Regions from separate parts of the Mus musculus genome. Here region 1 is linked to region 2. A link is a loop called in an ENCODE intact Hi-C map of the cell type or tissue named here. Cell type or tissue: left cerebral cortex. All regions are shown on one strand. Links, peaks and the distances in the headings refer to the core of each region. The heading gives the core; the rest is flanking DNA.

Evidence for each region. A loop is a pair of places that touch in the nucleus more often than their neighbours do. Peaks named below come from ENCODE experiments on the same cell type or tissue, not always from the same donor. Only the 100,000 strongest peaks of a DNase experiment are listed, where the experiment ranks them.
Region 1: it touches region 2 in a loop (5-fold over the local background); 3 of 42 quality-filtered maps call a loop at or near these places.

Annotation. Positions count from the first base shown.
Region 1 is chr1:133,652,809-133,669,124 of GRCm38, reverse strand. Zc3h11a (zinc finger CCCH type containing 11A) reads left to right here and starts at 7,726. Exons shown (of 18, transcript NM_001276767.1): 1 at 7,726-7,888; 2 at 13,727-13,780; 3 at 15,093-15,152. It overlaps Zbed6 (zinc finger, BED type containing 6), which reads left to right and starts at 8,240. Exons shown (of 1, transcript NM_001166552.1): 1 at 8,240-13,246. The coding sequence starts at 9,528. The coding sequence ends at 12,470. In left cerebral cortex, for the core only: no CTCF peak of the experiment used is centred there; DNase peaks (open chromatin) are centred at 7,693, 8,178, 8,512, 10,449 and 1 more place; H3K4me3 peaks cover 2,184 bases; H3K27ac peaks cover 2,636 bases.
Region 2 is chr1:133,899,036-133,915,351 of GRCm38, reverse strand. Optc (opticin) reads left to right here and starts at 8,179. Exons shown (of 7, transcript NM_054076.3): 1 at 8,179-8,421; 2 at 10,096-10,375; 3 at 11,570-11,702; 4 at 13,199-13,357; 5 at 14,162-14,364. The coding sequence starts at 8,318. It overlaps Prelp (proline arginine-rich end leucine-rich repeat), which reads left to right. Exons shown (of 3, transcript NM_054077.4): 2 at 1-907; 3 at 2,571-5,048. The coding sequence ends at 2,746. In left cerebral cortex, for the core only: no CTCF peak of the experiment used is centred there; DNase peaks (open chromatin) are centred at 5,973, 6,337, 7,056 and 8,864; H3K4me3 peaks cover 851 bases; H3K27ac peaks cover 1,289 bases.

The DNA.
Region 1 (16,316 bases), core at 2,782-10,781, 240 kb after region 2:
TATTTAGTCCCGGCAGTGTTTACGGGCACTAGGGACACCGTGTTCTTCTATGTCATTTTTGCCCCTGTGTGACTACAGCTATAAAGCAGCAGCTCAGTGTAGAATTGCTAAGTCAAAAGAGATTTTAAAAGCCAGTTTTCCTACAATAAAAGTAACTCATGCATAGTAAAATGAGATTAGAACCACAGCAAGGTGATAAACAATAAAATGTAAACAGCCCCTGCCTCAGACAGCCACTCCGGTTCTCACCAGTTAACCAGTGTCAGTAAAAGGAGACTAAGGTGAAGCCATCTTGTCCTGACTCCATTTTGTGTTAGCTTAGACATGTCTCAGTCTTCTACCCCACACCTCCAGTAGTCACATCTGTCTTGGCAACACATGTGGGATTTCCGTGACTCTAACCATGTTCCAGATGTAGTAACCAAAATGCTCATGTTTATATAAACTTAAACTAAAATAACTAAAAAAGGTATATATAAGTCAAAATTGTCGTGTTGTCTGAAATAGCTACTATGTTCTATCAAAACAAATGCTTCAAGGTTATTCTGACCTTCATTTAACATCAATGTATATAACCATAGGCCTATTTTTTTAATTTAAGATTTATTTATTCATTTAATGTATATGAGTACACTGTCACTGTCTTCAGACACACCGGGGACGAGGGCATCGGATCCCATTACAGATGGTTGTGAGCCACCATGTGGTTGCTGGGAATTGAACTAAGGTCCTCTGTGGAAGAGCAGTCAGTGCTCTTAACCACTGAGCCATGTCTCCAGCCCTGCATAAGGCCTTTCTGTGCCTGCCCTAGCTCTAAATAATGACACAGAGACATATTTATTTAAAATAGTTTTAGGCCTTTGGTTATTCTAGTTCCCCACTAGCTCTTACATTATTACAATTTAACACAATTATTAATACAATTAATTAATTTGTACAACATTTTTAATACAAAATCATTGATACAGTTAATTAATACAGTTTAATACAATTATTACAAATTAATACAATATTTACCTATCTATATAATTCTATGTCTGCTCTATGGCTTGTTACCTCTCAGGCTCTAGTACCTGGCCCGCTTCTTCCTCAGTGTCGGGCTGGCAAATGTTCCCACCCCTGACGTTCCTGGAGTTCGGTCTCTCCCCAGAAGCCTTGCCTGTCCTGTCCCGCTTCGCTATAGGCCCTCAGATTTTTGTTAAAACCAATCAGAAGGTGAGAGAGGGAGTGTTTACAAAATACGTAGCTCAAGCTGGGCAATTGGAATAACAATACCAAAGTCTGGCCTGTATTCAGATCTCTGCTGCTACAGAAATCAGCATCTGAATAATACAAAGACAGTCTTTACCCAGTGCACTATGGATGTCTTTGGGATTTTTGTGGGGTCTGCTTTCAAAAATATTGCACTCCTGAGCTTCAGTACCAAGAGACTTTGAGGCATGAGCGCACTCTTGGTCACTGGTCAAAATTAAAAGACTCTTATGATCTGGCTTAATTAGTGTAGTAGTCTGTATTGCTCTCATGTGGATTTATTATAAAAGATCTTTGTTGGCTTTGGAGACAGGGTCTCACTCTGTCTCTTTGGCTGGCAAGGTTCTCACTATGTAAATCAGGCTGTCTTCATTTTCCCAGTGAGCTTTTGGCCTATATCTCATAAAACTAGCATTAGTTACACTGTTATGGTGTGTGCCACTACATTTGACTTACTATTTTTTTTAAAGGAAATTTTATATGAACAAGTTAGTATGTATATATTGAAAACTGTTTATATTTGCATTTTTTAAAAGAGAAATTCTGACCCATACTTTTAATCCTTGACTTGAGAGACAGAGGCAGGGAAATCAGAAATTCAGGGTCATCCTTGGCTACATGAGTTCAAAGCCAGCCTGAACTCCAAGACAAGAGGGAAAAAGAGAGGAGAAGAGGAGTGGTTTTCAACCACAGAAAGTAAAGCCGGGTAGTGGTGGTGCACGCCTTTAATCCCAGTACGGGGAGGTAGAGGCAGGCAGATTTCTGAGTTTTGAGGCCAGCCTGGTCTACAGAGTGAGTTCCAGGACAGCCAGGGCTACACAAAGAAAAACAAACAAACAAACAAGAATGAATGAAAGAAAGAAAAGAAAGGTAGTTAAAGAGAGAGCAGAAGAGGCAAGAAAACCAAGATGTCAGCCATGTGGGCAGTAAGCAATGGGTGTCAAAGGCTTGCATTCAGCAGTTGCAATGGGAGTGTTGACAGAGATGCAGATGAAAGTCAGGAGTGGGGGCACACACCTGAGTCCCAGCACCTGAATGGAGGCAGAATAAGTCAGAGTTTAAGACCAGCCTCTGTTCCATGGAAAGTTCAAGGCTAGGTTATATGAAACTCTGTCCCAAGGATTCAAAACAAGTTAATTCGTGACTTACTGAGCTAGGTGTATATCCTATATACACGTATGCACAACTATGAGCTAGAGATGTAGGCTACAGAGCATAATAGATGTGTTGCTCAGTGATAGAGTTGTCTATTATTGCAGGTATGGGTCAAAATTTCTTTTTAAAAATGCAAATATAAACAGTTTTCAATATATACACACAAACTTGTTCATAGAAAAATTTCTTTTAAAAATATTAAGTCAAATGTCGTGGCACACATTCCATAATAAGTATGTAGACAGAGTGCTTGTCTAGAATGTGTATGTCCTTGGGTTTGATGATGCACAGAAAAAAAATATATGTAGGAACAGAAAAAAATTTATATATAATACATACATGTGTATATATATACACATATACATATACATACATACACACACACATACATACATACATACATATATATATATATATGTATATAAATGAAGTAAAGTCAGTAAACTGTCCTGTTTTAATAAAGTCCTTGATATTGCCTAGTTTCCTGGCTTCAACATCTGGGCAGATGGTGGCTGATGCCATTGACTAAGAACAACACCCCAGAGAAACACTCTGTTGTAGTTGTAGTTGTGTTCTACATTATTGCTGTGAACAGACACAATGACCAAGGCAACTCTTACGGAAGAAAGCATTTATTTGGGGGTGTGCTTACAGTTTCAGAGTTTAGGCCATCATCATCTGGGTAGAATGGTGAATACAGGCAGACATGACGCTGGAAAAGGAGCTGAGAGCTATATACCTATCCAGAAGCAGAGAGAGGTCGACAGAGACATGCTTGGCCTGGTGTGGACTTTTGAAAACTCGAAGCTCATCTCTAATGAGAACAGAGAAGTGGCACACTTCTTCCAAGGAGGTCATACCGCTTTTTTTTTTTTTTTTTTTTTTTTTTTTTTTTTTTTTGGTTTTTCGAGACAGGGTTTCTCTGTGTAGCACTGGCTGTCCTGGAACTCACTCTGTAGACCAGGCTGGCCTCGAACTCAGAAATCCGCCTGCCTCTGCCTCCCAAGTGCTGGGACTAAAGGCGTGCGCCATCACGCCCAGCTGCCATACCGCTTTTGTTGTTGTGTTGTGTTGTGTTTTGCTTTTCTGAGACAGGGCTTCTCTGTGTAGCCTTGGTTGTCCCAGAACTTGTTCTGTAAAACAAACTGGTCTTGAACTTACATCTACCTGCCTCTGCCCTCCAAACACCCCAGTGCTGGGATTAAAGACCTGTTTTATTTGTTTGTTTGGTTTGGTTTGGTTTGGTTTTCATTCTAAAGAGCACATAGTTCCTAATCCTTCTAATACTTTCAAATAGTGCTACTATTTGATTCAATTACTTTGATTCAATGATATTGATTCAAATGGCTAAGCATTCAAATATATGAGCTTTTGGGGGCCTTTCTTATTCAAACCACCACATTCTACAGTATGATCTCCATAGGCTGTACCACTCATAATGCAAAAATGCATCCAATCCTTCAAAATTCTCCATAGTCTATCACAATCTCAACAAGGTTTAAAAGCCCAAAGTTCAAAGTCCCTTCGGAGACTTGTGGCAATCCCTTAACTGCAATCCCTGTGCAACCAAAATCAAAAAAGCAGATCACATACTTCTAGCATACAGTGCATTGAATGTACATTGGCATTCCAAATGTGGGGAAAGGGAGTCTAGGGAGGAAAAAATGGACCAAAGCAAGATAAAAACCCAGCAGGGTAATCTCCAAGTTCTGTATTCTCCCTGTCTGATGTCACAGTCCTCTTTAGACCTCCATCTCCTTCAGCTCTGTTAAGTACGACCCACTTCTTTCTCTTGTGCTGGTCCCATGCTGGGTCTGCAGCTTTCCTACGTAGGTATCCCACGACTCTGGTATCTCCAGCATCCCGGGGTGTCCAACAATCCAGGCCTTGCCTTCACAGCTTCACACAATGGCTTCTCTGGGCCTCTGTACAGGGACACCGAGGGAGCTTCCTCCCAGAGGGAGATTCTACAACCCCTGACTCTAAAGCCAGACCCACCTGTCAAAAGCCGCCTCGATCTGCTGCTTGCTGGAGCTGGAATGTGGCTTGTTTGGTTCAATTACGATCGATTGCATGGACTTTCCACTGTTGACTTTCTTTGCTGCTTGGGTTTTTCTTTCACTCCTCCACACAAAATGGAAGGTAGAGATTGCACATCAGCCCAGAAAGTAAATTTTTTGAAGGAGCTTCCAAATGTAGAAGTTTTTCACCAAAAAGGCCTGAATTCTGGGCTGAAGAGATAGCTTCTTGAGTAACCGCTAACTCCAGGACCTCAAGGCCCTGAGTTTGATTCTTAAAACTCATGGGCAAGCTCAGGCATGCCCTGGGGTGTGGCACTGTGAAAAGTAGCTTGGTCCCCAGTTGAGCTAAGGCTTGCAACTCCAGAGACCCTGAAGGGACAGTAGAAGTTTCACCTGATCCCAGGCACCAAGCCCCTGTCACTAACAGCAGCCCCCTATAGATTTGTGACCATCAGTCACTGAAGCACAATACCCCAATCCCTCCACACGTAGAGGACATGACCCCTCCAGGTTCTCCAGGGTTTCAAGCCTTAGTTCAACAGGGGGACCAAGCTACCTTTCACAGTCCCACAGTGGGGTTACAATCCCAGCACTGGTGAGACTGCGGCAGGTGGGGTCCTGGGGCTTGTTAGCCTGCCTGCAGTTCCAGGATGGTGAAAGATGGTGAGAGGGGACCATGGCATCTAAGGGATAATGCCTGAAATTGTCCTCTAACTTCCACAGGTCCACACTTGTACACCCTGCACCCCCAGTAATCTAAATCTCTGGTGAACGTTCCCCACCCCCCACTCTCTTTCTTTCTGTCCTGCTCATGTTAAAAACTTCAGAAGACATGCCAATACTCGGCCTGCATTCCATCCCTTTTAGGTACAAATGGGCTGGAGCGAAGAATAACAGCTGTCCCTTTCACTGAAGCATGCTGGTGTTATAGTCTTCCCACACTCACACACACATCTATCTGGATCATATAAGAATTGAGTGTGTCACTTCCGTGTAAACCACGGCTTGATGCTTGGTGTTCACTGCCTGAGAGATACTTACCACATCTTCAGGAGAACTCCAAACTGCCATATGGACAAGGAACATACCCTATTTTGGAATTCTCCAATGCCTAGCTAGTACAGTTATCTAAATATAGCTGAGGGCCAGCTGCACAGGCCTGGAAGGACTGCAGCTGGGAAACTGGGGCAGAACAAGAGGTTCACAGCCAGCCTGAGCTATAGAGTGAGACTGTCTCGACATACAACAAAAGCAAGCCCTCCCCCCCCCCCAATCCCAGTAATAGCAAAAACAATAAACAAAGCAAAGGTTTTTAGAGCACCCTGGCTACCCCTGCATAGGTTTGTCATTATGACTTAAAGTTGCAAGGTCAGATGTCATTTTTGTTTTGTTTTTCCAGATAAGGTTTCTTTGTGTAGCCCTGGCTGTCCTGGAACTCTCTCTGTAACCAGGCAGGCCTTGAACTCAGAGATCCACCTGCCTCTGCCTTCTCAGTGCTGGGACTAATGGTGCTCGCCACCACGCCTCGAATGTTTTGTTGTGGATTTTATTACATAGTCTTGATTAGCCTGTGGTGATCTTATGTTATTGTGGCATAAGAGCTGGAATCAGGGGTGTATACTACTATACCAGGCCCAGAGGCCATTTCTTTCCCAAAAACTATGTGCGCGAGCGTGTGTGTGTGTGTGTGTGTGTGTGTGTGTGTGTGTGTTTCTGTCTGTCTTCATATTAAAGAAAAAGTACAAAATAACGTGAATAATGAGAGGTAGTTGCTCATATTTTTTTCCTTCTTGTCTCTCAACCTTCGTAAATTCCTCCTTCCCCACTGCTCTTCATAACTTCCTGACACCCCCAACTTGGCGATTGAACTTACAATTTTATTTTCATTTTTTAAAAGTGATTGTTGTCGCCGGGCAGTGATGGCACACGCCTTTAATCCCAGCATTCAGGAGGCAGAGGCAGGCAGATTTCTGAATTCAAGGCCAACCTGGTCTACAAAGTGACTTCCAGGACAGCCAGGGCCACACAGAGAAACCCTGTCTTGAAGAAAACAAAAACAAAAACAAAACAAAAAAAAGATTGTTGTCTGATGGGTGTTCCTGTCACAGTATACTTTTAAATGTCAGAGGACAACTTTATGGGTTTTGGGGATGGAATTGAGGCATACATGGAAAGTGCTTTACATACTGCACGATCTTGTAACTTTCTTATCAAACATGGATTATTTTTCTAACACACGTTGTTTTAAGAAAACAAACAAATGGGCTGGAGAGAAGGCTCAGTGGTTAAGAGCACTGACTGCTCTTCCAGAGGTCCTGAGTTCAATTCCCAGCAACCACATGGTGGCTCACAACCATCTGTAATAGGATCTGATGCCCTCTTCTGGTGTGTCTGAAGACAGCTTCAGTGTACTCATATAAAATAAATAAACCTTAAAAAAGAAAGAAAGAAAAAAAGAAAGAAAGAAGGAAGGAGAGAAAGAAAGAAGGAAGGAAGGAGAGAAAGAAAGAAAGAAAGAAAGAAAGAAAGAAAGAAAGAAAGGAAGAAAGAAAGAAAGAAAGAAAGACAGACAAAACTAGCCAGGCATGGTAGCAGATGCCTGTGGCACTAGCACTCAAGGAGAGGAAGAATTGCTAAAGATTGGAGGCTAGCCTGGTCTACAGAGCAAGTTCCAGGTTAGGAGTTCATAGTATATCTGTCTCAAAAGCCAAAACAAACAAACAGATAAATGTGATTAAGTAAAGGAAAGCATCCAGAGCAGAACTTCTGCTATGGAAGTCCTTCAACTTTGCAAGAGAAAAGTAGTTTTTGTTTTTGTTTTTGTTTTTGTTTTTGTTTTGTTTTGTGATACAGGACTCTCTAAATAGTCCTGGCTGTTTTGGAACTCACTATATAGATCTGGGTGTTCTCAAACTCACAGAGACTTGCTTGCCTCTGCTTCTTAAGTGCTGCCACAACAGGTCAGTTAGTTCGGAGCTAATTTTTAATTAAATGTCTATCAGGTTTGGAAGGCTCATTATACACACTCTGGTTAACATAAATTGAATGTTTGGTATCTGGTAGACAGGTTTCTTGCTTCTCTCCTTGATTTTACAACAAAACAAAACTTTCGTGAAGAATAATTTTCTGATAGGCATCCGGGTCCACAGAAAGAAATTCCGGTCCCCGTGCCTCCGTGACACGTGACCCTATGACCCAAGAAGCCATTTTAAGGCTGGCCTCATAGAGGAAACTACAACTCCCAGAATGCCTGCGCTTTGCGTCGTGCTGGCACTTTCACTGGCCCAGCCTTAAAGGCGAGCCTGTAGCCGGGCGCCATCTTTGACGCTGGCAGTCCTGGGTTTCTGCTTGTTCGGCTGCTGTGAGGACGGCGGGCGACCGCAGCTAAGAAAAGAGAAAGACGTGGCAGCACGCGGGAGTCGGAGACATTGTCATCGGTTCGGTAAAGTTTCTGTTCTCTGGTAACTAGACCCATTTTTTGATTCCCGGGTGACTTGGGGCCTGGGAGGGAGAAGAGGGCGAGGGGAGTGGCAGCGGCCTCCCCTCGCCCGACTTTCGGCCTAGCCCGGGAAGTCTGAACCGGGCCCATCAGCACGGCAGCTACCCGGACTCCCGCCGGCGGCCCCGGCCTGCTGGGCTCCTAGGCAGACTTCAGCTCACTTTCCCACCCTCCCTGCCCCCACCCGCTCCGCCCCACCCCCACGGCGCCTGCTCCCTTACTTACCAACCTCTTCCCCCTCCCCCCACATCCGGTGTTCCCGAACCGGGATTCCCGGGTAGCCCCGGAAAAGCGACTGTTTCGGACCCCCGGAGGGGGAACTGACACTAGGTTGCTCTCTTCCGGGAATCAGTTTCTTTAGTTAGCTGGCCCTCCCTCCCGAGATCAGATCAAGTGCCTGGACCCGACTTTACCTCCTCGCCTTCCTCTCTAGGGTCCCACTACTTTGGAGGTTTTCTAATATTCCACATACAGAGTCGAATTCTGGTATCCTATTCCCATTCCCTACCCTGATTACTCTCCCGCCCAAGCCTTCATCCTCGAAGTCAAGAGCTACAGGGACTCTTCGTTCTTGTAGGATTGGTGAGATCGTACGAAGAACACCCCTTAGACGCCCATAATCGGTGCGGATCCCCATGGGGAAGGCTCGTTTTGTTGACATCTACCAGGCTTTGGTTCTGAACCCAGAGAAGGCGGCTGTGCAGCTAGTGGTAGCCATGCTTTCGTAGGGTAAACGTGTTGGTATTGAGGGGAGGGGAGGGGGCCCACGGAAAAGGAATGGAAGTGGTTTAAAGCTTATTTTAGTTTGGCTGCTCATAGAATGTCAATTTATGAGTTATTTACAGGTTGTATGTAATGTTGCTTCAGTCTAAAAATATGAACTCTTGATAGAAACCGTAAATGAAGAATATAGCTTGTTACCTTGTTTTGAAATTTTATTTCCAGTTAATTTTTCTTCAGCCACCTATAGTTTTCAAAATATCAGAACAGAAAGGGCACAGCTAGCGCTTACTGCTAATGCCTAGTATGTGGAATCTGATTTAGCTGGCCGGAATTGACTTTTTAGGTTGTATTGGCAAGTCAGTCTTAAATGATGACTGTTGAGTGGTGCACTAAGCTTAAGTGAAATTTCCTGAAAATATTCCCGAAGTTAAGGGAAAGCCAGTGTTGTTGTCGTGTGGATTCACTAAAAGTACATATTTTAAGAACTGAAGGCATTTCCAGCAGATGAAGTTCTTGATTCGGCAGCAAGAACGTGAACCTGCAATTTGGAAGACTTAACCTTTAGCTGCTCCAGATCCCATGACGGTGGGAAAATGGGCCTCGGTTCTCTTTTCTATAACATAAGGACACTGGACGATTTGAATTTGAAAGTTACAAGAACTCCTAAAGCCCTGCAAGACAGAGTTTGGGAATGTTCTCCATTGCTGTCATTTTTCCTCCAAAAATAACCTGGCTTGGAAATCATCAGTTGAAAGGGAATTTGACTCCCCATAGAAACTGGAGGAAAGGTAATACAAGTGGAGAGGGTCAGCTGTATTTCTGCCAGAGTAATAAACCCACTGAGAGGTTCTGGTCCGCATTGTGGAGACATAAAGAGAATGAGTGTATGTACTCTAAGTGTACCAGTTTCCTCAATCTCTCCTGGCAGAAGATGCAGTACTTTTGGTGATGCTGGGATTCTGGGGTGCGTTTCCATTAATTCAAACACAGACGAAGACGATGTGGTAGAGGGAAAGATGGTGGCAGAAGGAGCGAATAAAGAGACAAAATTGCCTGCTAAAAAGAAAAGAAAGAAGGGTTTGCGAATTAAGGGGAAAAGACGCCGAAAAAAATTGATTCTTGCCAAAAAGTTTAGTAAGGATTTGGGGTCTGGGAGACCTGTTGCTGATGCCCCTGCTTCGTTAGCTTCCGGTGCCCCTGAGCAAGATGAAGAAAGTCTTTTTGAGGGCAACATAGAAAAGCAAATCTATCTGCCTAGTACCAGAGCCAAAACCTCCATTGTGTGGCACTTCTTTCATGTTGACCCCCAATATACCTGGAGAGCAATTTGTAACCTGTGTGAAAAAAGTGTCAGCAGGGGTAAGCCAGGCAGCCATCTTGGTACATCTACTCTTCAAAGACATCTTCAGGCAAGGCATTCTCCTCACTGGACCAGGGCCAACAAGTTTGGAGTCACTAATGGGGAGGAGGACTTTACCTTGGATTTATCGTTGTCTCCTCCTTCTCCTGGAAGCAATGGAAGCTTTGAGTATATTCCTACTGATTCTGTAGATGAAAACAGAATGGGTAAGAAGCGCGATAAGTCAGCATCTGATGCCCTGAGGGCAAAAAGAGGGCGCTTTCTCATCAAAAGCAACATTGTCAAGCATGCCTTAATTCCAGGAACGAGAGCCAAGACATCTGCAGTTTGGAATTTTTTTTATACTGACCCTCAGCACATCTCAAGAGCTGTGTGTAACATATGTAAAAGAAGTGTGAGCCGGGGTAGGCCAGGTTCCCACTTAGGAACTTCAACACTTCAACGACATCTTCAGGCCACGCATCCCATCCATTGGGCTGTTGCCAACAAAGACAGTGGTGCTATTGGAAACGGATTAGATGAGACTGAAACAGAGAGCAGTGATCTCCTGAATGATACGATGCCTGGAGAGAAGTCATCAGGCAGCCAAGATTTAACAGCTGAGGACCTCAGTGACTCTGATACAGATGAACCCCCTTGTTTAGAGGTTGAAAATAGATCTGAGAGTCCTATTCCTGTTGCAGACCAAGATAATCCGGTGCACGCACAAGAGAGAGAAACGACGACACATTGTGAAAATGCAGCCGCAAATCAAATAAGTCAGGCAGTTATTCAGATGATTGTGGAGGATCTGCATCCGTACAACTATTTCTCAACCCCAGCCTTTCAAAGGTTTCTACAGATTGTCGCTCCTGACTATAGATTGCCATCAGAGACTTACTTTTTCACCAAAGCTGTACCTCAGTTATATGATTCTGTTAGAGAAAAAATTTTCTTAACTTTAGAGAATGTTCAAAGCCAAAAGATCCACCTGACTGCTGACATATGGACTCATGACCCTTCCACTGACTATTTCATTGTGACTGTACACTGGGTCTCTTTGGAAACTGCATCTTCTCCCAGTAATGGTGGGACTCCCAATTTTAGAAAGTGGGCAGTACTTTGTGTTACAGGTTTAGCCAAAGACTGTTTGATAACTAACATTTTACAAGAATTAAATGACCAGATTGGTCTGTGGCTTTCTCCTAATTTCCTTACCCCTAGCTTCATTGTTTCTGACAATTCTTCTAATGTGGTACATGCAATCAAAGGTGGTGGCTTTACCCATGTGCCATGCTTCCTGCATTGTCTAAATATAGTGATTCAGGACTTTTTCTGTGAGCACAAAAGTATTGAGAATATGTTAGTGGCTGCTAGGAAAACCTGCCATCATTTTAGCCATTCTGTCAAAGCCCGCCAGATACTACAAGAATTCCAAAATGATCACCAGCTTCCATGGAAGAATCTGAAGCAGGATGAAACTGGCCACTGGATTTCTACCTTTTACATGTTAAAATGGCTTTTAGAACATTGCTACTCTGTTCACCATAGTCTGGGCAGAGCCAGTGGAGTTGTACTTACCTCCCTTCAGTGGACTCTAATGACATACGTTTGTGATATTCTTAAGCCATTTGAGGAGGCCACCCAGAGAGTGAGTGTGAAGACAACAGGATTGAATCAGGTGCTACCCCTAATCCACCATCTCCTCTTTTCCCTGCAGAGACTCAGAGAAGATTTTCAAGTCAGAGGTATTACTCAGGCCCTCAATCTGGTGGACAGTTTATCTTTGAAACTTGAAAGTGATGCCTTACTAAGTGCCATGCTCAAATCCAAGCATTGTATCTTGGCTACTTTGTTAGATCCTTGTTTTAAGAACAGTTTGGAGGACTTTTTTCCTCAAGGTGCTGATTTAGAAACTTACAAACAGATCCTTGCAGAAGAGGTTTGTAATTATATGGAATCTTCGCCAGGGGCCTGCCAGATTTCAAGTTCTGAAACATCTGGCCCTTTAGTTAGGTTAGGAACTGATTCGTTTACTTCTATAAAAGAAGGCACCTCCAGTGCAGGTTCTCTGGATAGCTCAGCCGCAGGCAGTGTTGCTGTTGGGAGCAAAAGCTCCTTGCTCCCCGCTGCGGTAGCAGTAGTAGATGAGTACTTCAAAGAGAAGTATTCAGAGCTCTCAGGAGGTGATGACCCTTTGGTTTACTGGCAGAGGAAGGTGAGCATATGGCCAGCTTTGACCCAAGTTGCCATTCAGTATCTGAGTTGCCCCATGTGTAGTTGGCAATCTGAATGCATGTTTACCACAAATAGCCACTTTCATCCAAAGCAGATCATGAACATGGACTTTGATAATATAGAACAGCTCATATTTCTGAAAATGAACTTGGAGAATGTTAACTATGACTATTCTACATTGATTCTGAGCTGGGACCCTGAAAATAAGGCTGTTCAGAGCAATGAAAAAGAAATACTACCTTAATTTCCTTTTCCTTGTCCTACTTAAAATGGGCAGCTTTCGCTATATTACTATATCTTATTGCTGTTGTTACTATATGTAGTCGTACTATTTATCCTTTTAAAAAAATGGCTGGGTGTGTTCACAGTGCCTGTAGTCCTGGCTATTTGAGACACTGAGGCTGGATTATGACTTTAGCACATGAGTTTGAGACCAGCCCAGGCAACATGTTAAGATCCTGCCTTACAAAAATGAAAAACCTGAGGAAATCCGAAATTACAGAAAGACTGAAAACTCCACAGAGGCAGTGTAACGATGACAAAATGAAGGTTAACTTTGAAAATTTCACAGTTGTAACTCAGTGTAACTAACATCTATCAAAGTGTCATTTGTATCACTTGAGAGAGAGGGCAGTGTTAATGAGAAACACAGTGAAGCGTTGAAGGACTTAGGTATTTCTGGTTGGTAGATTGAGCTAGTCATTGATTAGAGTAAAAACTTCTTCCACTGTGGAAGATTGGGTTTCAGTTATTATTTATATAAATACAGTGATTCAGGACTTCTATGAGCACAAAGGTGTTTAGAATGTGTTAGTGACTGCATTAACATAGTCTTTCCCTCCCCTGTTTTTTAATTTCTTTAAAACCCCTGACACAGCTTGACAGAATGAAAACCCACAAAATTGTTTCATTTTTAGAAATTATAGTTGCCTCACCCTGGTCAGTTTATAATGTCAGGTTACTGGGTATGATAGAATTATCTTTTATATTTAGGATTGGGTCTATATAAAAGGGAACATTACAAAACAATTAGAAAATGACTTTTTGGTCTTTGATTTGCTTTTTATAATATAGTACCAAAAACAGGGATTATATAGGTGCCTTTAAAATAACCCATTAGTAAAAAACATTAGATGTTTGTAAAATCAAAAAACAAGCAAGCCTCGTGAACGTGCAGACCCCATGTGAGTTTCCCAGAGAATATTTCTAGAGCTTGTTCATTTTTTTCAAGGGTGCTCCTGGTCCATAGCATGATGTTCCTAACTGCAGTTTGGAACTGTATTTTTAACTGAGATAAGCAGTTGAAACTTTACTGTGTTAGGCATCATTGCTGAAATGAGTGAACTGTCTCAGTGGCCCTGCAGGTGCCTTCCCACTCGGAGAGTCTGTTTCTGTGACTGAGTGGGAGGCCACAGAGAGCTGACTTTTAGTAAGTCTATTAGATGTTTCAGATTGAATAACTAATGTAAGATCCCAATTTTTCCTTTTTTTTCATTTTAGATTTGGGGATATTCCCTGCCCAAAAAATTCCTGGAAAATTGACTAGTATTAAGTGTGAGTAAAAGGTGTCCACTTTTTTTTAAGTCTTGATTTTAGTTTTGTCTTGGATAGTATTTGGCAAGATTTAGCCTAGAAAGTCTGTAGTGTTTATTACATAAGAAGCAAAGTGACTTTGTTACTGGGCTGGTTTTGAAACTCATTTCTGTGTATTAAAATAACTTTTTTTTTTTAAATTTTAAATTCTTAAATGGTAAATGCACCATTCATTGTGAAGTGAAATTTTATCTCCCCCAAATTTACCCTTTTACCAACTGGAGTGAAGTCTTTAGCTCTAATCATCAGTTATCAGGAAGCCTTTGCAGGGCCAGCATTGAATGCCATGCCAGTGATGCTCTGTTGATCTAAAGGAAGAAGAGTAAGCATCCTGAGCATCTCTGTGCTTCCCGTGAGCATATCTGTGCTTCCCCCGCCCGCCTGCCCACCCGAGCTGGTTCAGAATGGCTGTAATGCTGCTCTGCCTTCTTCAGCTCGCTGCCCCACTCTGTAGTTACTCTGTAACTATACACTTGTACCTATTTTGGTTAAACACTCCCTGACGATGATTGTTAAACATACCATATACATTGACAAATATATGTATCTATCAATACATCCATCTATATGGATTTCATCTTGATTTTGTGACTGGGTAAAATTTAGTAGCATTAACTTCATGGTACTTTGGTATAAGAGTAAGTTCACTATTTTTATATTGAACCCAAATATAAAAGCTTTTATATTATATTTTAAAAGAATAGTTACCCAAATGTTTTATTTCTATACATTTGTGTGTGTATAAGCCTGTTAGTATATATTATATGGATATTATATACATAAAACACTTTATATTTTTACATACAGTATGCTTTTATTATACAGATAATAAAGATGGGGGAAGGTTTCTGTTTTTTTTCTTAATAGGTGAAGAAATCTTGAAGACCAGAAATTGGATCTTATTGAATTTTGGTGGTGTTTTTACTTTTTTCTTTTTTCTTTTTTTCATCTTTTTATTTTTAAATTATATTGCTCAGCTATGGAAGATGGATTTTTTTTAAATTCTTTGAATTTTAAGTTCATCTTTAAATGAACTTTTGTTGTTATTTTTTTATTTTTTTGAGGAGATAACTAATGCTAGCTGTCTCCAGTCTGACAGAGGTTATACAAATGGACTTAATCTTCCAGGAGTTGGGAGATGTTTTAAAGATGTTTTAAAAACACATCCTGTGTTTCAATTGTGGCTGAGAGGTTTCCTTGGCAATGTGAGGAAGAAAATTCTTTCTACCTCATTATTATTAATTCATGGATTGAGTGTTGGTTCGACCTACAGGCGTAATAGCTTGGAACTGAGTGAAGACACAGATGTTCCTGTTGAGAGCAACCAGCTAATGTAAGTGGGGATGGGGCTTTATCATGAAAGGAGTACACTGTAATTTAAGGCATGCTAGACTAGTGATGCTCAAAAGCCATTGTCCACACTTTATCTCTCGTAATTTTTTAAATAAGCTTTTAATTTGGGTGCGGGGGAATAGAAACTAACATTTCTTCCTGGAGCTAAGGTGACATTCTATAATTCTTTTTCCTTGGAGAAAAAAAAATCATTAATTGTTACTGAGTAGCTCCTTGTCTAGATAAGTGGCTTTATTTTGTTTTTGTAGTAGCTATGTAGCATGTATTTCACGATGTGGACGTGCCATAATGTAATGTATTGCCCATTGGGAGACATTGAGGGGTTTGATATCATTAACAGAAGCCCTGCATTCAGTAAGTTGGATGCACACATTTGTGTTATCTTAGAACCAGTTTATTCACAGAATAGTTAAACCTTACTCAGAAGAACTTCTAACAATTTACTGAACAACTGAGGCCTTCCTTATTTATGGAATCTCTTGATTGTACTGTTTTTAGTAAAGATAGCAACTCTTTGGCCATTTTGTTGATAGATCATTCTATAAAAATGTTTTCTCCTTATTTTGTTAATGGTTTTTAACTTTTGTATTATAGGAACGGTATTTTCACTCAGCATATTAAAAAACCAAGATTTCCATATACTGTATATTCATATACTTAATATATGCTGCATATTCAGATGCTGTTTAAGGATTACAGTCACATGACATAGCCACTCTACACATAGGGAAGACCTCATCAGATGGGGCTTATCTTTTTGCTGACTGCAATTGTGGGCTCTGAATGTGCTTTACTCTAGTGCTCTAAGGATCTGACACTTCTATTATCCTGGCACTTTAAGGAGACTTCTTCTCAAGTGACTGACTTTATTGTTAATTTCAAACTTTCTTACAACCAAATTTATTGCCTTTTTGCATTGCTGATTTGTGTAGTTGCTTATATTCTGTGTTTAACCACTTTATACTTACGGTATAATCAGGTAGAGCAAAAAAAAAAAACTCTTCCATTACTTTTTTCTTTCAGTTTGTGTGTGTGTGTGTATGTGTGCATGTTTGCATATATATGGGGCATATGTGGAGGCCCCAAGATTATGTTGATTTCACTGGTCTAGATCTCACTGGTTGTGTGGAGAGACAGTTTGGAT
Region 2 (16,316 bases), core at 5,043-13,042:
GCCCAAGGCCAACCGACAAGACCAAAACCTGGGATTAGGCGTAAACCCAAGCCGAGGCCCACACCCAGATTTCCTCAGGCCCCCGAGCCAGCAGAGCCGACAGACCTGCCTCCACCTCTTCCTCCCGGCCCTCCATCTGTCTTCCCTGACTGTCCACGGGAATGCTACTGCCCCCCTGACTTCCCGTCAGCCCTCTACTGTGACAGCCGAAACCTGCGAAGGGTCCCCGTCATCCCACCCCGAATCCATTACCTTTACTTGCAGAACAACTTCATCACTGAGCTTCCTCTGGAATCTTTCCAGAATGCCACGGGCCTGAGGTGGGTCAACCTGGACAACAACCGAATTCGCAAGGTGGACCAGAGAGTGCTGGGGAAGCTCCCCAGCCTGGCATTCCTCTACATGGAGAAGAACCAGCTGGAAGAGGTGCCATCAGCTCTGCCCCGGAACTTGGAACAGCTGAGGCTGAGCCAGAACCTCATTTCCAGGATCCCGCCCGGAGTGTTCAGCAAGCTGGAGAACCTGCTGCTCCTGGATCTGCAGCACAATCGGCTGAGCGACGGCGTCTTCAAGGCCGACACCTTCCAGGGCCTCAAAAACCTCATGCAGCTCAATCTAGCCCACAACATCCTGAGAAAGATGCCCCCCAAAGTCCCCCAAGCCATCCACCAGCTCTACCTGGATAGCAACAAGATCGAGACCATCCCCAACGGGTACTTCAAGGACTTCCCCAACCTGGCCTTCATCCGCATGAACTACAACAAACTGTCAGATCGCGGGCTCCCCAAGAACTCCTTCAACATCTCCAACTTGCTGGTGCTCCACCTGTCTCACAACAAGATCAGCAACGTGCCGGCCATCAGCAACAAGCTGGAACACCTGTACCTCAACAACAATAGCATAGAGAGTGAGTTGGGGAGGTGGGGCAAAGGGGAGAGAAGAGGTTCGGGGCAGCCACACTTTCTCAGGAACACCACTGTGAGGTAACAAGAAGCAACTACTGGGACAGTGGTATAGCAGCCGTCACCACCTCCTCCTCCTCCTCCTCTTCCTCCCCCCCTCCTCCTCTTCCTCCTCCTCCTCTTAGATAGGGTTTCTGTAGTCCTGACTGTCCTGGAACTCAATCTGTAGTCCACAGATCCACTTGCTCCTGCAGGTGCTGGATTAAAGGTGTGCACCACCACCCAGTTCAGAAATCTTTCTAATGTGCACATAAGACCTTACATTCTGCCGGGCGGTGGTGGCGCACGCCTTTAATCCCAGCACTTGGGAGGCAGGGGCAAGCAGATTTCTGAGTTTGAGGCCAGCCTGGTCTACAAAGTGAGTTCCAGGACAGCCCCTGTCTCGAAAAAAAAAAAACAAAAAAAAACAAACCAAACAAACAAACAAAAGACCTTACATTGTGTCCTTAGCATTGAAGACAAGGAAAAAGAAACCCCACTAGTTTTGACTGTGGCCTCACTATTTTCTGCGTCTGAGTAACCTTGAAAAGATACTAGACCCATATGGAATGTCTCCTTACCTGTAAAATGAGGGTGGCAGTATCTTCTAACACAGAATCAGTAGGATGACTTAATCGTGTATGGATGGAGTGCGCTGAACATCATGCTTGAAAGGCATGAGGTTTTCTTTCTCTATCCCCTCTCATCAGCATCAGCTTCTCTGGCCACTGGACCTGTAGATCAGACAGACACAGAAATACTGCTAGCTGTTCTCCTAACAGTAGAACAGAGATACAAAGTGCTACGTCCTGGGCCTGGCCTGCCCGCTGCAAAAGAAGCCAGCAGCAGTCATGACAAAGGCCTTCCCAGATCTGAGCCTTGGCTTTTAGAAAGTCTGTGACGGGGAATCAGAGGCAGCTACATAGTCAGGGTATAAAACAGCTAAAAACTGTTTTCTGATTCTATTGGAAGATTGTAATGTTCAGCTAGGACAGTTTCCACAAGGAACACTCACAGAGTCCCGAGTTTGATGTGCCAACTGTAGCCCAGAGCATGAGGCTCAGTCCTCTTCAGGCAAGTGTCAGGCCAGACATGGCAGTACACATGTGTAACCCTGGCGCTTGAGGAGTGGAGGCAGGAGACTCAGAAGTTCAAAGCAGGCTTGGACTCCATGAGACAAAACAAAACAAACAACAACAAAACTCTGTCAACTGGGCATGGTGCCTGTAATTCCGACTCTGGGAAGAATGAAGCAAGAAGATTGGGAGTTCAAGGTCAGCCTAGGAAGTAAAATCGCCTCTGAGAGCATTGCCAGAAAGGCTCAGAGAAAGACGCTATTGTTCAGTTGTTTAGTCCTCGAATAAACCATTCCTGTAGGAAATGACCCCTCCATGATCATCCCCAACTGAAATCATTTTACAACTGAATAGATTGGCTCTGAAAATTAGATGATTACAATCATACCTGCTCTGGAAATCAGGTGACCTACAGTCATACTTTCCCAGAGTCACCCTGTCCAGAGAATAGGATAGACAATGGAGCCCACACACTCTTGGCTCTCATCCCCTTTCTCCTCTCCCGTGCTGCCAGTTCCTCTGTGGCTGACTTCTCTCCCTTTTTCCTCCACAGAAATCAACGGGACCCAGATTTGCCCCAACAACCTAGTGGCCTTCCATGACTTCTCCTCGGATCTGGAAAACGTGCCCCACCTGCGCTACCTGCGGCTGGATGGAAATTTTCTGAAGCCTCCCATCCCACTGGACCTCATGATGTGCTTCCGCCTCCTGCAGTCCGTGGTCATCTAGGCTGTGCCCAGAGCTGGACCTCCTCTGACAGCACTTGAAGGCTGGTGGCCCAAGCTCTGGGGTCCACTGTTTTTATCTGTCTCCCTCTCTCGCTCCCAGCCCTGCCCTTCCTCTCGTCCCTTCGTGAGGATGGTAAATACTGTATAACCTGCTCCGGCTCTAAAGCAAGATTCCCCACCCAGCCCAAAGACACCCTGCCAGCCAAGACCTCTGCTCTTCTTTGGTCTCCCTTTGCTTCAGAAACACAGGTGTACGCCAACAGACATATCCCCTCTCTTCCCCCACACCACGAGTCTCTCATGGGTAAGGCTGGGCCATGGACTGACATCTTATTTTAGTCTTAGCCGAGTCAGAAGCAGAAGTCATTCCAGAGGTGAACCCTGGAAAGTTCCTCCATTGAGAACTCCCCCATTTGGGTAACTGTCTCAAGAAGGCCGACAAATCCAGGTCTCCTAGGCCTGAGATCCCTTCCAAAGCTGTCCTCTGCCACTGTTTCCTGACACCAGACAGATGTCACCCTGTTCCCTACTGTCTCGAGTTCTTCAGAAAGGAAGTGTGGGGGATGACTAAGGTGGGGTGGAGGGTCAGGGTTTCCCCACAACTTCCAGCCTTTCCTCCGCTTCCCATCTCCCTCCTTTGGGGCAAACACAGTACACACCCTCTTGGCTGGGCCTCAGAAAGGAACAGCCAGGGACAAAGTGGTGCAAGGAACTAGACTTTGGCTAATAGGAGGGTAGCTGTGGGGTCAGAGCCCAAAACTGGGCCTATGTGGATGTCGCCAAGCCCTGCAATCTCCCTTACCCAAACTTGACAATGGAGGGCCAAGAGGCATCACACCACTTCATCTGCTCTCTATTATGTGTGAGACTCAGTCGAGTCATCCCACCCCAAGGGCAGTTCTTGAGAAACAGAGGAAGAGGTGGAGCACCTGGGAATCTCCCAGAAGCCTCTTCCATACTGGGGATTAGCCTCTACCTCTAAGGCCGACTCATCAGCGACATCTGGTGGCTGGTGGCATGATACTGCAATTCCCTGATTCCCTAGGGGAAGAGGGCCATGGGCTTTCTCCTACTGGGTCTGAAGGAAAGGGCAGAGGCTGGGGGTTCATTCCTATCAGGAGTGATTGTGAATGAGAAGTCTTTGAGAGTCTAAGGGAAGCTAGTTTGACAGAGGCCTTGCCAGGGCTCATTTTGCTCTCGGCTTCCACATCTGTAAACTGAGTCCCTCCCAGAGCTCCTGTTTGTGCACCCTCTTCTAGAGCACACCTAGCGCAGGACAAGTGGCATCACCCATTCTCCCTCTGCAGTTAATTTATTCCCTGCATAGAGTGTCCCTCCCCCGCAGACTTGCTACCCTCCTTTCCTAGCCCAGGTGAGCAGCTTGGCGGGTTTCCAAGAACCTGGGCTCCCTGCCTTTCTCTTCTTCCCTTCTCCTCCCTCACCGGAAGGCTGCCTTTGCCCTGCCACACTTGCCTGGGTGGAGAAGGATGTGGAGATGAATGTTCTAGAAGTGAGTGAGGCACAGGACCAATTCTCCTTAGGCTGGGGGAGTCTCTGGAGGCTTTTTCCTCTCCCCAAGATGGTGTCACACAACTGTTTTAAAACATTGGATTAGGCTGGGCCCTATAGTCCAGAAACCCCATTTATATTCCCCATCACCTTTCTCGCATTGAAAATAGAGCCCACTTCACACAACCTCTTTTCCCTGCTGTGCAACTTCCTCACCCTAGTTGCAGCTGGTTTCTCCAAGGCTCCTGCTTAAGTCAATGTATCATTACGGCTGAAAGCAACCTGGTGCTACAGCCTGGACAAGCCCCTTCTGCACCTATGACAACCTGCAACTTTTGCCCCTTTCAGGAGGCCCACAGGGATCACAGCTCCTGTGGCTGCTAGGGATGGGGGCAGGCACTGATCCTGCAAACCTGAACTAGCATCCCACCATCAGCATCCCATTATCCAACCGTGGACCTTGCCAGCTTCCTCCACTGCTCTCTGCAGCCATCAGCTAGAGGGACAAGAGTTAAACTGGCTTTACAGGAAACACACACAGTGCTGGTTACCTTGAGGTTTAGAAAGCCCCTCCTCACACAAGTTTATTCAATCAGTGCCATTAGCATTTATACATGCAGGTGCATGTGTGTGCATATGTGTGTGCATATGTGTGTGCGCGTGCATGCGCCAGCTCTCACCCTGTACATCTTATCTATTCTCCAAAAGACCATGTTAACTCTGATACAGCGTCCGCATTCCAGCAAGCTTCACAGCAGAGGAAATAAAGTCATATGGAAAACACCCAGCACAAAGCTGACTGTGTGAATGAGTCAAAGGCAGCAGGACTACTTAAAGCCGTCTTTTCTCCAGCTCCCTACTGCTCGCTGAGAAGATAGGGAGAGAGAAAAAAAAATTTGTCTTAAAAGGTGTGTTTTAAATTTGTGTGTATGAGCACTTAGCCTGCATGTATGTATGTGCACCACATGTGTGCTTGGTGACCACAGAGGTTAGAAGTTGGCACTGGATCCCCTAGAACTGGAGTGATGAGTGGTTGAGAGCCTCTGTGTGTGTGCTGAGAACCAAATCCCAGTCCTCTAAATGAATGAGTAAGTAATGAATGCTCCTAGCTTCTGAGTCATGGCTTCAAGCCCCCCAAATACCTTATTAAGAAACTCCTAGCAGCCAGGGGTGGTGGCTGCCATCCCAGCACTCAGATGGCAAAGACAGGCAAACCTCTAGGAGTTTGAGACCAGTCAAGGCTACATAGTAAGATCTTGTTTCAGAAAGGAAGGAAGGAAGGAAGGAAGGAAGGAAGGAAGGAAGAAGGAAAGAAAGAAAGAAAGAAAGAAAGAAAGAAAGAAAGAAAGAAAGAAAGAAAGAAAGAAAGAAGAAAAAAGGGAAGGGAAGGAAAAGAAAGAAGAAAAAAACTTCTAAAAGAAATGTCGCAAAGCCTCTTCTTAGACAATATCCTCAAAACTCATAACCTTCATGTAAAAAATAAAAAAGTATCCCTAAAGTCAGTCCAGAAATCTAATAGCTCCACTTGAAATCAAAGCAGCCATGTTCTTTGAAACCACCAATGTCAAACTGTGGAGGGTTTCTCAGTGCGCAGCACCAAGGCACTGCAGGAAGAGTCATCTTTTCTAACTAATTGGAGAAATACAGGGTGCACAGGAAGTGCCCAGGGCAAGCAGCCAAGGACTAAATCATCTGGAAAGATCTACAGGCCACGCACAAGTTCAAAAGGACAAGAGTAGTTGCCAGGGCTCTCTTTAGAGGGGATTTGGCTACCGAGGGGGATTCTCAACCCGCCTAACCTAGGCTGTCTTGTGGAGGATGAAAACTAACAGATGCCCTCGGCCAGCCCTACCTGCCTGGTGTGTGCCAGGCAGGCCCCAGGAAGGAATTCAAAGCTGGAGGATGCATACCCCATGCCATTGGGGAATTAATTTCTTGATAAGAGGGTGGGGTGTATGCACGAATTCTTTTCTCTTAGTTGTAATGATGTTAACTGTATGCAACTCAGCCTGGGAAGTCTCGCGTGAGCCGGCTCTGAAGAATGAAAGCGTATGACTTGGAAGGAGAGGAGATACGAATCGGTAGCTAGCTAGGCTGGAGTCCACATCGGAGTGGATGGGGGTTCCCAGTTTTCAGCTGCGAATACCAAAAGGCAGGCGGGTCTCTGAACTTTTCTGCCCTCCTCTCTCACTGCCCACAACAGGGCAGCAGCAGGGTCAACTGGCCAGACTTCTGTGTCCACATGGCCTGTTGCCTCTAGCTCACCAGTAACACCTCGTGTCTCTGTTAAAGGGCAGCGCTTGGCAGGCTCGTGGATCAGGGGCTGTGCCCGCCCGCCTGCCGCTTCCCACACAGGTCCACGTTCCCATCCACCAATGCCCCCGAAATCCATGGGAACGACCGACCGCAAGCTTGTGAAGGCGGGAATAGAAGCTGGGAGAAAGTGTAGGATGAGAGCCTGCCTGCATCGCAGGGTTTGCCTGGGGGGGCGGGGGGGCGGGGGGCGGGGAGTGCGTGGGAGCAGGCGCAGGCGCTGTGCAGGGCTGGCTGCGCAGCCTGGGATTGCGGGGGCGGACGCTCAGGCGAGATGGCGCGACTGGGGCGGGGTGGGGTGGGAGAGGAGCGGCGGGAGTGTGAAGGGGGGTGTGTCACCGAGAGCAGGGAGAAGTGTGAGAGCAGGTGGCAGGGGGAAATGAATGAACAGTCTCATCTATATTCCTTGTAGGGATAAATTGCGTGGAGTTGGGAGGGGGCCACGGTCTCGGCTGTCTGTGGGGCCCGAGGGTCTCTGGAAGAACAGAATGAAGGGGTAGGGCCAGCCAAATGTGCCATCTGCTTCGAGGGCGTCCTCTTGGCTTGTGACTTTTATCTCCTTCCACCCAGCCGAGTTTCTGAAGCTGTCAGTTCCCAGATGGGGGATCTCCGAGACAAAACAGCCTTGTTCTGGCAGGCGGCCTCTTCTGGCTGCCGGAATCCCCTTCCCACAGCAGCTGAGGAGTCCTCGGGGTCTATTAGGTCTGCCCACTCACCTGGCATCGCAAGCTGGGGGTGGGTTCTGCTAAGGCCATCTGTTCTGAGGGTAGAGTCACTGTGTTCTCAGGATTCCTGAGATGAAGTTGTAAGAAGGTGAGCCTTGTGAACTCAGAATCTAACACTCAAAATGTAGTGCTCGGCTAGGCCTGGGTGACCTTGGACCAATCGTTTCTCTTTTGCCCTCTGTTTCGTCCTGTATCGGTGGTCTTCAGAGGGCCTCCCTGCTGGGATTCAGGGTGTGACCAGAGGAAAGGAGGAGGGGGTGGAGAGCATCTGAGAAGAGCCTGGGCAGCGGAATCCGGATGACATTCGCCAGCCCCTACCCTCTTCTGGGGATATCTGAGGCACATCCCAAAGAAAGATGGGGCCCATGGAAAGTCAGAGTTGGGAGAGAAGTGTTAGGTTCCAGGCCAGAGGCTATGCACAATGACAATGTCTTGGGTGTTTGTAAGCCAATGTCCCACTCCTGTCCTTGTCCTTTCTTCCTACGGGAGTTAGAGAACTTCCTGTCTTGTTGTTGGTGACCACTGCTTGTGAGCTTGAAGTTAGTCTTTACATCTTACCCGACTCCCTGTCTCCTGCTGTACCACCACAGTGCTCTAGGGATAGGGCTGAGTGGGGTGCCCCAGTTCAAGCTCTTTTTTTCTTTGGATTCCATCTATGAAGTCCAGTGTCGTTATTTCTGAGGGAGTGGAGGTGGGGTGGGGTGGGGGATGGGGATGGGGACAGGGACAGCAAGCTCCATCCATCCAAGAAACCTCAGCTTGGATGAGTCTTCTGGAATCTAACTGACCAACCCTCAAAGATCAGAGAAGAAGGTGTAGCGGCCATGAGTGTGTGTGTGTGTGTGTGTGTGTGTGTGTGTGTGTGTTCACCCCCACACAAAGAATTCCTGTTCATTAAGTGAAGAAATGAGATTAGGGACCCCTGAGGAAAAAGGAAGGGAAACAGCAGGGCACTTGAAAGAATGGGGAATCTAATTAGACACATGCATCCCTGGCCAACCACTCGTCCTCTCCCTGGCCAATAGATGAGGGGGTGTCTAGCTGTCCCCTGCTCTGACAGGCAGTCATCATCTCCACCAGAAGCTCCCTGGAAGCTGCTGAGCCAGACGGAACCAAAAGCATCTAAAAGGTAAGGTCCAAGGTTGGAGGCCTCATGCCCACTGGCACAAAAGCAAAGGGATGGAGTCGGGGCTGTGGCAGGAACTGGGCAGAGAATGGCAAGAGTACAAGGCTCTGATCAAAGAAGCTGCGAGGGGCTTCCGGGTGGTCAGTAAACTGCCTTGGGGGTGGTCTTGAAGAGCATAGATTTCAGTTTGGAGTGGGAATAGGGAACAGAGAGATACGACCTCTTACTACTGCTGGGGACTTACCATTCAGCCCGGCTGAGATTAGGAAGAAACCTGCGCAGGCGGCTTTGGGAGGGCTGTGTAATCAGCTGCAGATGGATGGCTACGATGCTGCAGGCACTTCCGTATCCACAGCACACTCAGCCCTCCACCTGCCTGCACAGATGTGAGTGACCTGCAGACGACGTCTGTGCTCATACGCCTGCACACCATGTCCTCCCAGGAACCCAAGTGCAGACACATATGTATACAGATAGCTGCCGAGCTTTCTGATGGCAAAACACTGCAGAACCTCATACCAACCCTCTGCTTTCCACAACGTGTTTCTAAAATGCTGCATTTCTAAGGCGATGTTACCAGCCAACGTCCTTCTTTTACATTGTATGTTAAGTTCTAAGACTTTGTCTCCAAAGTGACTGGTTGTTCCTACAAAGGACTGGACCTCATTCCTTTCTGCACCTCCAGAGAGAGGAATATCCGGGGACTACAACTTAATAAACGTCCCATGGATGTTTAAGTGACTGAAGGACCGAGTGGCCTTAGAGTAGCCACAAGTAGGGTTAGGGAGAGAGCTCAGTCGGTAGCAGGCTTGTCTAACATGCTTGAAGCTCTGTGCTAGATACCCAGCATTTCATACACCAGGCATGATAGTGCACACCTGTAATCCCAGCCCATGGGAGGTAGAGGCAGGAGGATCAAAAGTTCAAAGTCCTTCTCCACTACATAAGTTTGAAGCCAACCTAGGGTACATGAGAGCCTATCTCACAAAAAAAAAGAAAAAGAAAAAAGGAAACAAAAGTCTCTCTCTCTCTCTCTCTCTCTCTCTCTCTCTCTCTCTCTCTCTCTCTCGTTTTTTTGAGACAGGGTTTCTCTGTATAGCCCTGGCTGTCCTGGAACTCACTTTGTAGACCAGGCTGGCCTCGAATTCAGAATTCTGCCCGCCTCTGCCTCCCAAGTACTGGGATCAAAGGAATGCGCTACCATGCCCAGCCAAAAGTCTCTTTAATGTAGTTTTTCTAAGGCTATTTTGTTGTTGTTATTGCTGCTACTGTTTTTGTTTTGTTTTGTTTTTTGTTTTGATGAGAGGGGGGGGGGTTTCTCCTGAATATGTGGTTGTTTCTTAGAGAATATTGGTGCAAATGCACCAGTGCCCAGCAGGTGAGTAAACATGGGACTCTGGTATGCACGTCTGTGGTGAAATGAGTAAGCCAGCCTGTGGAAGCTGTCCACAGGAGCCCGAGTGATGGATCACCACACTGTGAGGCGCAGTGGGAATGATGGCTAAAGATACCTCCAGATACAGACCGGACTTTAAAGAGTGTGAGATGAGGATGCTGAGTGAGCTTGTGTGTCAGAGGGCAAGAGTGAGCAAGTATGCAGGTTGGAGGCTGCCTAACTTGGTGAGCCATTCTTACAAGCCAAGCTAAAATAACGGCCCTTCTGCCCTCTACCCACAGGATGTACCTCAGAGGGATTCAGCCATTCCCACTCCTACCCCTCCCTCAGAACCTCATGAAGTTCCTGGCTTTCCTGAGTCTGTTGAGCTTGGTGCTGCAGAAGGCAGAGACAGCTTCTCTCCTAGGGGAGAGAGAAAGAGAAGAGCAGAGCCCTGAGGAAGGTGACACTTACGCGTCCCTGTATGTGGGGAACCATACCCTGAGCATAGAGGACTACAACGAGGTCATTGATCTCAGCAACTATGAAGAACTGGCAGACTATGGAGACCAGATCCCTGAGGTGAGGGGACAGAGATGATTTGGAATCCCTGCAAGAAACGGGATTAGGGACCAGATCCCTTTTCACCTGCCCTATAATACAAACCTCTCCCAACACTTTTACTATATGATATTAATTTGCGTTTGCGTGTGCGTGTGTGCGCGCGTGTGTGTGTGTGTGTATGTGTGCCTGTGTGTATGTGTGTGTGTCTCTGTGTGTGTGTCTGTCTGTCTGTGGGTGTGGGTGTGTATGTGTGTGTGCCTGTGTGTATGTGTGTGTGTCTGTGTGTGGGTGTGTTATACATGTGCATGTTCAGGAAAGAAAGAGGACAGACAACCTTAGATCTTTCCCTGGAGCTAGTCATCTCACTTTGTTGAAGGCAGTGCCTCTCACTGGCCTGGAGCTTGTCAAGAAGGCTAGGCTAGCCGGCCAATGAGCCTCCCCATCTCCAAGATTATGAGCCTTAATCAAAGACCATGGCAAAGCAAACTATAGTGAATTCTGGGGACCAAACTCATGCCCTCCTCTCACAAAGCAACTGCATTACAACAGTGCTATCTTCCCAGGCAGGCATAAGGTACAAATTCTTATCCCTCCTGAGGAACTTGTCACTTACAGGCCACTACAAGAGAGGACACTAGCCACCGATATCTTACTCCATGTGGCACACTTGGTAGGACCACTCCCAGGAGGAGTCCTCATGGGGTCCTCCCCATGAGCCACGACATGGGGTGAGGGTCAGCAGTGTCTCCATGTTCTCCCTAAAAAAAGGGAAATGCTAGCTTGTGAACTTGTAGTCTGTCTTCCAGTCTGAAGTCCTCCCAGATCTCCTGTCCTCTGCAGAGACTAACTATGTGTGGCATGGTCCATCTGCGATGTGACAAGGGTCTGGGTAGAGAAAGGGAGTAGTGCCAACCTATACAATGGAGAGGACGGAATGAACACCAGCCTGGATGACCAGAGATCCAGACTTCAGCTCTATGTTGGGAACTTCTGAGCCCCCTTCCTCTTTTGACCTTAATGTCTTCATCTGTGTATGGAGTCGCTCAATGCTCTGCTCGATAAGGCCCCTTCCTTGCTCCATCTTTATATCTCCCTCCCTCCACTTATTCCTCTGCAAGAGTTTAAACTGGGTAATTGAGGTTTCCAGGGGTCATGGTTAAGTCCTTCTCAGGCATAGACCGGTCTGTGGTGTGCTTTGTGCTGTATCTCCAGGCTAAAATAAGCAATCTGACTCTTCCAACAAGAACTAGTCCCACTAGCACTGTGGCTCAGAAGACATTGTCACCAAACCTCACGATGGCCGTACCTACCACCACTGGCCTACTAAACTCCCAGAGCAGTCATGGTAAGTGCGTGCAATCAGAAGATCACAGTATTCATAGGTCACGCATGGGCCAAGCAACCTTAAGCTAGCACCAGGCAGTTCTACAGTGGGGTGTGGTGAGGGCTAAGGCCAGGGGGTCCTGGGTCTGGGTTGTCTTCTGAGAGCAGGAAAAGAAGGAGAGGTTGTCATGGTAAAACCAAGCACCACCACCATAAAGGGGGAGTGGCCGGCTGTCCCTGATACTTTTGTATAAATATTATGCACAAGTTGAGTGGGACGCAAAGCAAGCAAGCAAGCACTCCTACACCTTAGCGAAGCCACCCTACCTTAATTAACAGCATCACTTGGGGGAACAGTTTGAGTGGTAATTAGATTAGAGATGATTAAAAGCCTAGAGAGGAGAATAAGTAACTGTGGCTGTCACTTGGCATGGGAGCAAATGAAGCAGAGACACTAGCTTCAGTTTCAAATTCCCCCTTGTTAGCACCCCTCAGCCCCTCCCCCAATGCCTTCCTCCTTCCCTTGAGACTGGGATGCAGCACCCCTGACTCTGATCAAAAGCCTGGGACCCAGGAGGAATGAAGCTTATTCAGGAATTGCTGGTGCTCGGTGTCCTGTTCTCCTCTAGGATATTCGCCAGCATGGACCTGGGCTACTGAAGTGGGGATGGCCATGGGAAGTCCATTCTCATAGCTATAGTCTCAGACCTGAAGAGACCATAAAGGGTCTCAGTCACACCTGCCTTTCTTAGCCTTGGAAGAAGAAGGGCACAGAGCCTCGGTCCCCTGCCCTGGCTTGTCCCTCCTGCTGCTTCATTTTCTGGACTGTGAACTTTCTTCTGGTGCCTTTTGGATACAAGCCTCCCTCTAAGTCATCTCTGAGCTCTTGTGATAGCCAGGGACACTAACATTGGTCAGCTGTCTGAATTTCTTGACCATTGGGTGCAGAGAGAGCACTCGGGACAGAGAAGAGGCCAGGGCTGTTCTCCAGTGTAAAATCAGGATACTGATGACATCCCAAGAGGGAACAGATGCTAAGCAGGCACGGTCCGTTCTACCTTAGCTCTGCTATGCTTCCTGAATCCACATAGAACATGGCCAGCTCCTCTTCCAAAGACAGAGACAGCAACGATTGACCACTCCATATAATTCTAGCTTTTTCCATCTACACTGTACCTTTTGACACTAGAGAAGAGTCCTCTGGAAAAGAGATAGACAGAGGTCCTAGAAAGAGCCACATAAACTCAGAACTTAAAAGGATCAGGGTCTGATGAAAGCACCAAGGAGCCTTGCATTGAGTGATAGTTAGGTGAATCCTCTTTTAAGCCAGGACTGAGAGCAACTATGAGTGTTGCCTGGGTGCATTGTGTTGGGTGATTCTGGGGGGAGAAAACCATCCATCTAAGGGCCACAGATGCCCATGGCTTAGACATCCACTGAGGCAAAGATCACTGGCCACAGAAGCCTGAAGAGAGTCTGACCAGAGCTTTCCCTCTGTTCTGTCTTCTACTCGGCCAGGCCTGCCTACCTGCCTGGTCTGTGTGTGCCTTGGCTCTTCTGTCTACTGTGATGATGCAGACCTGGAGAACATCCCTCCTCTTCCCCAGATGACCACCTACCTATATGCTCGCTTCAACCACATCAGCCACATCCAGGCTGGAGACTTCAAAGGGCTGAGTGAGTTAGGCTTCGAGACAGGGTGATGGCAAGGCAGAGAGGACTGCCAGGGTACAGACACGAGCTCCTGGCTGTCAAAGGGACAGAGGCCCCAATTCTTCCAGTTCCTTTCCTTTAAGATTTTAAAATGGCAGGCAGAAGTAGCCAGTTCTTCTCATGAAAGATCTGGGGCACAGGAAAAGGAAGGTCTGTTCGAGGCAACATTTCCAAAAGGTTCCAGCATTGTTGGCCTCTGGGACAGACCTCCCTCCTGGCCTCCCACAGTTGGCCTCTGGGTTAGACTCCCCTAAGCTTCTTCTCTATGGCCCTGATGCCTTTAACAAGCTTTTTACTATTTCTTTGATTTGCTACTTCCTAGCATATTCTCTGTTTGAGGTGGAAGGCAGGAGCTGGCCTCCAGCTTCTACCTCACATTGTTGATAGCCTTTTGGGTCCTCCATGTAAAGTAAGCTGTGCAGGAGTGTGTAGGTGGGGTAGCAGGGTGAATGCAGCAATTCCTGAACTTATTGATTATTGTCCTTGGAGAAGGGGGTGGGAATTAGGGGGTGGAAACGAGTCTTTTAAGGTAGGTTAACTACCATAGAACCAAAGCTCTCGAGAAAGTTATTGTGGAATGCCATGTTTTTTCTAAAAGGAGATCTGATTTGGCCTCATTTCTTGTGGTCTGGACTTGGTGCAGGAGGTGAGCTAGTTAGAACTCCCTTGCAAAGAATGGGCCAAGTTATGGAGGCAGCACAGCCCACACGGGGCCAGGAGGGATAGATGCTCCAGTTTCACCCTGTGTTCTCTCCCAACATCCACCAGCAAAACTGAGAAGGATCGACCTCTCTGGCAACTCCATCTCCTCCATCCACAACGATGCCCTCCGCCTGCTGCCTGCCCTGCAGGATCTGATCCTTCCAGAGAACCAGCTGGCAGCCCTGCCTGTGCTGCCCAGTGGCATTGAGTTCCTGGACGTCCGCCTGAATCGGCTGCAGAGCTCTGGGATACAGCCTGAGGCATTCGTGGTGAGTCAGGACATCAGTCTGCCGTACGAAGTGCACCCTTCTCATGTACCCTGACCTCACAGCTGTTCATGCTCCACTCTTGTCTAGAGCCAAAAATCAATTCCCATTTTTTTTCCTTTTTCCATGTATGGTTTATTAAACATTCTCTAGAAAAGGGTGTTTTACATCATGCCATCTTGGTAGTGTCTACACCCTCTGCAAATAGGAAACCTGGTGCTATCAGGCCCCAGGATCCTGTTCATGGGGGCAGAACACAAGAAGCCAGTGCCGGCAGCTCCCCCTCCCCTCTGTGAGGATGCTGCTCTAGCGTTGGCCTTTATCTACGCATTTGCTCCTCTTTGTACCAGCGCCCCAGACCAGCTCATCCACTCTGTCCTTGAAAATTCCAGTTTGTCTGTGGAGCTCACTCTGATTCCAACTCCTACAATCCATCTTAATGGCTTTGAAGTCTACCTCTAAATAGTCAGTGACTCTCCATGGTCAGATTCACAAGAGACACAACTTGATGCGTGTCTTAGTTAGGGTTTCTGTTGCTGTGAAGGGACACCATGACCACGGCAACTCTTACAAAGGAGAACATTTAACTGGGGGTTTGATTATAGGTCAGATGCATGGTGGCATGCAGGCAGACATGGTCCTGGAGGAGGAGCTGAGAGTCCTACATCCAAATTGGCAGGCAACAAGAAGAGAGAGTGAGCCACTAGGTCTAGCTTGAGTTTCTGAAAGCTCAAAGCCCACAGTGACACACTTCCTCCAACAAGGCCACACCTCCTAAGAACATCATGGGCCTAGGCAGGCTATTTTTATTCAAACCACTACAAGGGGTTACTGGCTAGATTCGAATCATTTGACACAAATGTGATCCTATAGGGCTACCCAAGGAACAGGGCTAGCCAGAGCCCAGGCTATCCTCCACTGAAGACAATGGGAGAATAGACAAGACTGATATGTCCCAACTTGCTGGCTGCAGCACCTGGGAAGGGCCTTCAAAGACCAGTTGCTCGTGTGCAGCCTCTGTCTCTTTGAAGTACAGTCAAACCATACAACAACAACATTTCTATCACTACTGGACTACATGCATGGTGGTGACCCCCTAAGACAGAGTCATCTGTAACTTTGTAGCCCCTAAGACAAGAGTCATCTAGCCCTCTTGGTTTGTGTAAGTAATTTCACAATGACACATTTCTCAGAATGCATTCCTGTCCTTAAAGTAAGCAGTGTTCAATCATGTAGGCTCATTTTTGCAAGCCAATTCATATTTAGAAGTATCAAATAGATAAATAGTAAAAAAAAAAAATTACCATAGTGTGTGTGTGTGTGTGTGTGTGTGTGTGTGTGTGTGTGTGTGTGAACAAGGGTCTTGTTATGTAGTCCAGGATGCCCTCAAACTCATTCTCCCCCTACCTCAGCTCCCTGAGTACAGAAATAACAGGCCATCATCGCTGTGCTCACCAAGAGCTGTGTGCTCCTCAGCCTGTGCTCTTCTTCACAAACATCCTCGCTCCCTGTCTCCTGTGTGCTGTGGGCCTACAGAGGGCCCAGAGAACAGGCTCCGGGCCCCTGGTGGGATGCAAAACCTGCACACATTAGCTTTCTTGGCTGTGCAGGAAGTACTGGGATTGTCCGTACAGGGAGGTCTCTGGCTGTTCTAGCCCTCGAAACATCGACTGTTTCCATATTAGGAGGTGCTTCTCTGCCTTCACTCAGCCCTATTTTCTTGGCCAAGAAAAGGCAGGGGCTTTGCAGCCCTAGGACCTGAGCTCACTGAGTGAGTCACCTCTGATCTTGTTTCCTCGTCTACAAAACAAGGGTGATGAGGCCCACTCGACACAGCCGCTGCAGGACTGAACAGACCCAGCGTTTGCACAGATCACAGGATGGCTAAATGCAGGTAGTGGGTGCTCTGGGAAGAGGTGTCTTGTTCCTCAATGTTCTCTGAGCCCCCGCAGGCT